Regions from separate parts of the Mus musculus genome. Here regions 1 and 3 are each linked to region 2. A link is a loop called in an ENCODE intact Hi-C map of the cell type or tissue named here. Cell type or tissue: gastrocnemius. All regions are shown on one strand. Region 1 overlaps Evl (Ena-vasodilator stimulated phosphoprotein). Region 2 overlaps Evl (Ena-vasodilator stimulated phosphoprotein). Region 3 overlaps Evl (Ena-vasodilator stimulated phosphoprotein).

The links. Peaks named below come from ENCODE experiments on the same cell type or tissue, not always from the same donor. Only the 100,000 strongest peaks of a DNase experiment are listed, where the experiment ranks them.
Region 1: a loop joins it to region 2, with 2.3 times the contacts of the local background. A loop is called at or near these places in 7 of 42 quality-filtered maps.
Region 3: it touches region 2 in a loop (2.2-fold over the local background); 5 of 42 quality-filtered maps call a loop at or near these places.

What each region holds. Positions count from the first base shown.
Region 1 is chr12:108,675,165-108,677,664 of GRCm38, reverse strand. It overlaps Evl (Ena-vasodilator stimulated phosphoprotein), which reads right to left. Exons shown (of 13, transcript NM_007965.3): 6 at 2,039-2,268; 7 at 1,442-1,563. Among named protein-coding and RNA genes, the nearest start is that of Gm40571, 6.8 kb to the left of the region's middle. In gastrocnemius, a CTCF peak has its summit at 1,414 (motif pointing right); DNase peaks (open chromatin) are centred at 847 and 1,492; H3K27ac peaks cover 2,287 bases.
Region 2 is chr12:108,611,913-108,614,412 of GRCm38, reverse strand. The region is part of intron 1 of Evl (Ena-vasodilator stimulated phosphoprotein); the gene reads right to left. Among named protein-coding and RNA genes, the nearest start is that of Mir342, 45 kb to the left of the region's middle. In gastrocnemius, a CTCF peak has its summit at 1,127 (motif pointing left); a DNase peak (open chromatin) is centred at 1,189; H3K27ac peaks cover 479 bases.
Region 3 is chr12:108,685,693-108,688,192 of GRCm38, reverse strand. Evl (Ena-vasodilator stimulated phosphoprotein) reads right to left here. Exons shown (of 13, transcript NM_007965.3): 11 at 2,077-2,143; 12 at 1,728-1,785; 13 at 1-164. The coding sequence ends at 127. It also overlaps a transcript of Degs2 not described here. Among named protein-coding and RNA genes, the nearest start is that of Gm40571, 3.8 kb to the right of the region's middle. In gastrocnemius, a CTCF peak has its summit at 1,086; no DNase peak of the experiment used is centred here; H3K27ac peaks cover 2,223 bases.

The DNA of each region.
Region 1 (2,500 bases), 63 kb before region 2:
CTGTGGAAACTGGCCTCTGACAAATTATTCCTCCCACAGACTAGGACCAGTAAGTTCATCAATTCTCTCTCTCTATTTCTTCCCACTCTGGCCTAGCTTAACCTTTGCCTATTCCACGGCAGCTGTCATCACCTCTTCCTGGGTGACAAAGGTTTCTTCACTGGTCTGCCTAGTCGCTTTACCCCATGATGCCCACTGATGCCCAGAAGCCACATTCCATCTCTTAAAATCAGAGGGACGCCTGTGCGGACTACTCAGAGGTAGTCATTTGCCTAACATGTGATCGGGCATGTGTTCCATCACACAGACAATACAGACCAAGCCACTGCAGTCTACACTGGTGAGTGCCTCCTGAGAGGCACGTATGTGCCTGTGCCAGCACAGCAGCCCTCAGGAGGTGCTCACCTGTGACTTCTCCACTGTAGGTGGAGCCCTGCTAGAAGAGAAGCAGGAGAAAAAGCTGCAGGACTGCTAATCTCATGAAGCAGATTTCAAAGACTTGCTTGGTTGTTCCTTGCAGACTGTGCAAGGCACATTTGCTTTTTTAGTGCCTGGACCCCACCTCCGACCCCCCCAGCACCTGGCGTCTGCTTGGCTCCTGGCAACTCTAACCTTTTCCTGTTTTTAGAGATCCTGTGTTTTGGGATACATCATCCAAGCCAAGTTGTTAAGCTCACTGGTCTTAGATTGAAGGAGGGTACAAACATTTTCTTTTCTAAAATGTTTTCTCCTGTTATCTGAAGCCCTATTCAGCTCTGAGATCCAGCTGGGCAGTGAGGCACTCTTTCAGCCTCCTCTCCAGCTGGCCTCCTCCACTCTTCCATGTGCCGGCTTCTCAGCCTGTGCTTGAACACTGCCCGGCTGGCACCTCTGCCACCCTCAGCCCATGGAACTGCACTTCTTTAAGCAGAGGACAGGTAGAGCCTCTTCTGTGAGACCCGTCTCTTCCTCTTGCAGGCCTTAACATACTGTTCTGTGAAGGCTGCTTCATGTCTGCCTAGACTGTTTAGGAGGTCTGGGAAGGCTAACGCTGCCTACAGAAGCAGTGTTGGGGGCAGTGGGGTGTCTGTAGGCAGTGCTCTAAAACTCTGGGACTGTGTTGTATTTGTTTGTCTCTCAGTTTCTTTTTCTTCTTTTTTTTTAATTTTTTTTTTTTTGTAATTTATTTATTTCATGTATGTGAGTACACTGTCGCTGTCTTTAGACACATTATTAGAGGGCATCAGATCTCATTACAGATGGTCGTGAGCCACCATGTGGTTGCTGGGAATTGAACTTGGACTTCTGGAAGAGCAGTCAGTGCTCTTAACTGCTGAGCCATCTCTCCAGCCCCTTGCTTGTCTCTCAAGTGCAGCGGGTGCTGTTCTAGGCCCCCTAAATGTGTCTTAGCAATGACATTCAGCTGAGGACAGTGGCTTCCTCTAGGAGGCACTGTACTCACCTCTTAGCCAGCAGCTTGTTCATTTCTTCCATGAGGCCTCCTCCACCTCCCCCACTGCTTGCCCGGTTGGCATCGGACTTTGAAGTCCCACTAGGACTGGAGCCTCCAGATGCATCTTCTGGCTGAGGGTAAGGAAGAAGTGTGTGTCAGATGCTGACCCAGAAAGATCCTAGGAGTGAGGCTGCTAGTTTAACACTCTCAAGTCCACGGAAAACCAGAATCTAGGGAGGCTCAGGGACAGGCTTGGTAGGCCCACAGGCATGAGTCCTTGCCAAAGCCAGTTAGTTACAGGGAGGAGGGAAGCAACTTTCAAGCCAGAGATATGCATCAGAGCATTCTTTTATGAGCAGACTTATATTATCTGCAGATCTTTCCAGGAGCATGTGCACCCGGGGTGGGGAGCTGAATCAACTGGAAGCACATTCCACGGGAAAAGCAAGGGCAGATTCAGTACTTATTAACTAAGGCAGCTGGGAGCTGATCCAGGGGAAGAGAGTTTTGCTCAGTGTCTCACTGATGAACAGGTGAGGACAGGGTGAGAGATGAGAGTGATACGTAAAGGGTGGCTGGCCTGCCTACCCTGACAGGAACTCTTACCCGCTGCACCCTCCTTAGCTTGGCTCCCGCCAGAGCAGCAGCCAGTCCTGATGCAGAGCTCTCATCATGGTTGGTCCCCTGGGCTCCTCCAGCTGGCAGTGGGGGTGGGGGTGGGGGAGTAGACCCTGTGGGTGGAGGTGGAACTGGGGGTGGAGGCGGGGGTGGAGGTCCACTACAGGAGAGAGTGGTGCTGGCTGCCGATGAGGGATGCCCAGGGGGGAGAATGGGCCCTGAAAAGCAAAGGGGAGGAGTCAGTCTCCAACACCTAGGGGTGTCCAGCTACTGTTTTTATTCTGGGTCCTTCAAAAGATTGGAGGGCAGCTTGCTCATCAGAGATGAGGTGCAGAAGAGTTTGTCTCAGGAAGGCCCTACAGAACCCAGCCCCATTACAATCCCTTCCTATTCCAATCTCCCAGCATTGGGTGCTGGCTACACTGGCATATAGTCACTTAACACCCTTGA
Region 2 (2,500 bases):
GCAAACATGAGCTGACCCACACTGTTCATACCAGGAATCTTACCAAATGTGTCTACAGTTGAAGACAACGGGGAATAAAATGTAAAGGTGCTAAGTCCTTATTTCATGGCTTGGGGTCTGCTCTGAGGTGTATTTGTGTGTGAATGTGTCCTCTCTCCAGGAAATCCTTTTCTACTATGTACAATGCTGCTCTGTTTTTGAGATGGAGTCTTACTAAGTATTTATTGTTGGCCCAGAACTTGCTGTAGACCAAGATGACCTCAAACCTGCAGTAATCCTCCTGTCTCTCAGGGGTTTAGGAGTGACCTGTGTTTAGATTACAATATCCCCCACTTTCCCCACCCCAATTGAGAACCTGTACAAGGGTTCTCAAGTTAAAGTCACTCTTTAAAGCTCTTCTCTAGCTCGTGTTAAAAGAAGACCCACAATCCTATCAAAGCAGTAACAATACAATTTGCTTGAACAGCTCTCATCAGAGAAATCTCACTTTCATTAAGTCTCCTTTCAAAGGAACAGGCTGTCCATATCACCTGTCTGGTGCAGCCATAGCAGGTCAATAGACCTTGTTTATTATCGAGCTCTGGAGATAATGAGAGATGATACAGGTTCCGAGAAGGCTAACGCTTGGAGTTGGTCTCTGGCCCCATTACCTTAGCCAGAAAACCCCACAGCTCATTTGTCAACAGTAATGGAATCACTTAACCTCAGACCTGGGAGCCTACATGCCGACTAAGCAAAGACCCCAGCTCTCCGCTGACTGGTCATACTGTGTTTGTTTCACTTGCTCATAAACACTGCATCTGCAAACAGGATCATCTTCCAGGGACTAGTTTTTAGCATTCTAAATCTCAACTCTCAGTGGGTAGGAAGACATTAGAAATGTTGTCTGTACAACGTGCTGGCCTTTTCCCTCTCTCTAGTAAATTTCAGATCCGAGACAAGGGTCTGCTTCTTTCAGTAAATAGAGACTTATGACTCAGCAATACACCGACTAGCCTCTAAATTCCAGCCACCTTGGGAGAGCTTCCTCTGAGGGAGCAGTAAGTAACAGCCCCACTTAAAGTCAGGGGAATTAAAGCACAATGAACTTACATCCTTGGGGTAAAGGGCGCCCTCTGCAGGGCACAGAGAAGCCACCACAGCCTGGGAGAGAGCATCCAATAAAGCCAGCTCATCCTCTGCTCCCCACAGTCAGCTCCTATACTCTACCACCAACCTCACAAGTCACTGGTCAAGGGTTCACTCCAGGAACCTGGAGGGCTGCCACTCTCCTCCAGCCCTGAGTTCCAAGGTAGGATTCTTATCCTTGGCTGCTTCATCCCAAGCTTTGGATGTCTTCAGCAGCTCCTGTGGATAGTGAGCTCTGGAAGACATGTTCATACTTGCTATTTTCAGCCATGGCGTCTATTTAGTAGCTTTTCAGGAAATGTCAGGTGAATGGTCACTCTAAGAGCAGAAGGACCCCCGCCCCATCTTCCCACCTCCAAAAAGGCTCCTCCTGGAGTTGGTAGAGTTTACAAAATGGGAGCAACTTCTAAACTCTAAGTCACTGCCAAAGGCTACATGGCTCTGAGGTGGTATTCTAGAATATGTTGGGACTCATATCACATCATTTCATTCCTTCAGGTAATGAGTTTTGTTCTGTCACCTCAGATTTATTTGTTTTTAACGTAAGAGAATACTAGAATGGGCCAGTACTGGGGTTGTTAGCACCGAGCCAGATAAGCGCTAACAGATTCAGCCCTCACTACTTCCCAAACACAGAATACAAGCAAAGCAATGCTTCATCACCCACAGGAGTCCTTCTACACATGACTCCCAGGCTGCTTTAATAAGACAGGTAGCCAGGTGAGATGACTTCTTGGAGTCACAGTGTCTGTTTCTCCTGTAAGCACTGACGTCAGTCTCTGGGTTGCAGACCCACGGCCCTGCCTCTAGTTGAGTAAGCTCACCATTAATTGAGGCAGACTGGAGCATTCTGCCTTGCCATTTTGGCAACTAACTTGTTTGTTTTGCTTGTGGCTTCTAAGTTACTACCAAAACCATGGTATTAGTGAAGATCACCTGTATTACTCTGTTCCCAGCCCCCGTCCTTACTTTTTTTTAAAAAAGATTTATTTATCATTATACTTAAGTACACTGTAGCTGTCTTCAGATGTGCCAGAAGAGGGCATCAGATCTCATTGCGGGATTAGGGTGGTTGTGAGCCACCATGTGGTTGCTGGGATTTGACCTTAACTCCCTACTCTGTGCTGATTTCCTCCAACCAGGTGCTCCTACTGTTTCCTGTAAAAACCCACATGGTGGCAAACCTGAAAAGGATCTAGGAAATCAAAGAGTGGGCCTCACAGTCCGGCTTGGTTCAAATTCTGTCAGCAGGTATCTAACATCTCCTAGATGAATGGTGGTGATAGGTGTTAATATAACCTCTTGGGCTGGGCAGTGATGGCGCACGCCTTTAATCCCAGCACTTGGGAGGCAGAGGCAGGCAGATTTCTGA
Region 3 (2,500 bases), 74 kb before region 2:
TGAAGTTTGTTTCCTCATTTTAAGATTGTATCACAGGTTGAGACTTAAGTACATCCCAGCTTCTGCAGGCTCGATGCTCGCTGGGGCCAGCACGGCTCCTCGCAATCCTCCAGGACTGGTGCCATCTTACGTGGTGCTGATCCCACTTAGCTCCTGCCTGATGGCTAAGGGCAGGACAGGAGAGCGGGCTCAGTGTAGAAGGAAGGACCCTGCTCAGGCTGCCATGGGCACACATGGGCTAGAGGCCCAGCAGCATGGCAGCTCTGATACAGACCTTTGGGGAGGAAACCTAGCCCTCATGGGCTTCTACCCACTAAAGACAGGAACGTGAAAAAGCCAAAAACTATGCCTCACCCCAGAGCTGGGTTGGGCTGCTTGTAGGAGGGACCCAGAGTTTCCCTGATTCTGACATCCACTCAGAGGTGTATGTGATAGAGCGGGAGTCTCTGGCTGCAGAGCTGTTATGGACTATGCTAGTACCATGGCCTGGCCTTTCTCCTCTAGGACAGGTTCTGTTCTGGACACCTGAACATCTGTTAAGTCCTCCCAAATGCCTCCTTTCTTCTTCCGGCCCCCTCATTCTGCACCCCATTGCTTAGCTCCCCACACTCTCCCTCCCTCTTTCACAGGCCTCTGGTATCCTCCCAGTGGACAGACATGGCTGGAGCAGGGTCACCGTTAAGTAATGGGATCTCTGCAGGTTCAGGACCCTCACATACTTTCCAGGGGCTCAGAGCATGGACCTACACGGTGATGGCAGGCAGTGACTGAAGCAGTGACAGGAGAGCAGTGACTTCTGTGCCCCTGCCTCCCTGCAGAGGGACAGTACTCATCATGTCTTACCACTCCCTGTCTCTTCCCAGGTAGCTAGCTGTCTTGAAGATGGCCTGTTGCACTCAGTGTTTCCTACTCAGCTATTTTCCCAAGTGCCAGAAAGGGAGCCCCTCCCAAACCCGCCCTGCCCTGCCCCACCCGGAAGCTGGAAGTGCCTGGCAGCCAACTATTCTTTAGCTGTGCTGCTTCCTTCCCTGCATTCATGAACGCTCAGACCTGTATTCCAGTAGGACTGGACAGACAGGACTTGCGCCCTCTGTGGCCAAGGGTTGTAGCTGCTATAGAGACTGGCCACCAGGTCCTCACAGTACATCTTCCCCATGGGAGTCTGTCATTAGCTGCCCCTCTGGCTTCATAGGCCTTTCTAGGACAATCACTGCTGCTGGCCTGGGAACCAGTGAGAAGCGAGGCAGCACGTGGGCAGCAGGCATAGGTGCAGACGCAGGCTATGATTTGCTGCTCTGTTCCAGCCCAAGTCATCCCTCAAAGGCCCTGGTGGGGTCAGGTGCGACACAAGGGTCACAGTCTCAGTTTTTAGTTTCCCAGAGCTCTTCTGGGAAGGAGAGAACACCATGTCTGCTCATACACAGGATCATGCAGGCTGTAAGGAAGCTCATCGCCCTCCTGAGGCAGCATTGGCAGGGCTGGGCAGGCAACAGATGTGAACAGGAAAGGACAGAAACTAGGGGGTGTTTCCACACCCACCCTCTCCTGCACACGTGATCTGAGAGGATGCTGAGGAGAGGGAGGTCTCAGACACAGAAGCCACACCCAGCGAGAAATGCAGTCTTGGTAAAGCACTTTGTTTTTCTGCACCTGTTTCCAGGGCTGCTCACTGGGGCGAGTGGGGTGCTGGGAGGGCAGTGAGCGCACCCTGGCTGAGGTCCACTCACCATCAATGATCTCCTCCTTCACCTTGTGCAGCTCCCGAACCACCTCCTCCAGGATCTCCTGCTGGGCAGAGCCTCACAGTGAAGGGACAGACGCTGGCTCCAGGGGTATGCTGCAGGGCTCTTTCCCTCAGCCTGGCCCTGGGCAAACCCTGCCCTCACCACCCCTCAGTTTATGATGGCTGCCCACAGGGAGGGGTTCCAGAAGCAGGCTGCAGGGAACTCAGACTCTCCTTTTTCCTCTTCTGGCTAGGTTCCTGCCTTTGTGGCAGTCAAGTATGAGACCCACTGGATAGAGCTAGTCCTCAGCCTGCTGACTGGCCCCCCCCACCCCCAGTCCCCCGGCTCTCACCTGTTTCATCCGGTCCAAATCTAAGGCATCCAGGCCCACGTCATTCACACTCCCAGCAGGCTTCACCCTGGAATGGGAAGGTGGTTGCCAGGGTCTATAGGCACCTATGCTGGGGAGCCCTGGGGTGTCAGAGTTCCCTCCTTTGGGCTCCCCTGCCCTTCTGCTGTATTTTACCTAGGGCTGCTGGGAAAGGCTGTGCAAGTCCTGCCTCTGAAAGGTCTCTCCACAATCCCTTAACCACATTTCCAAGTCTAAGTCAGGACATGGGGTCATACAGGAACAGTCTTCTGGCTTGAAAGGCCTTATGCAGAGTAGGCAACTGAGCCAGACTGCGTCTGTGCCTCCTGCCTCACTGAGGAGGGGTGGTACTAATCATGTCTTCTGCCACCAGGAGCTCGTGTTCCTAGCTGAACTCTGGTTGGTG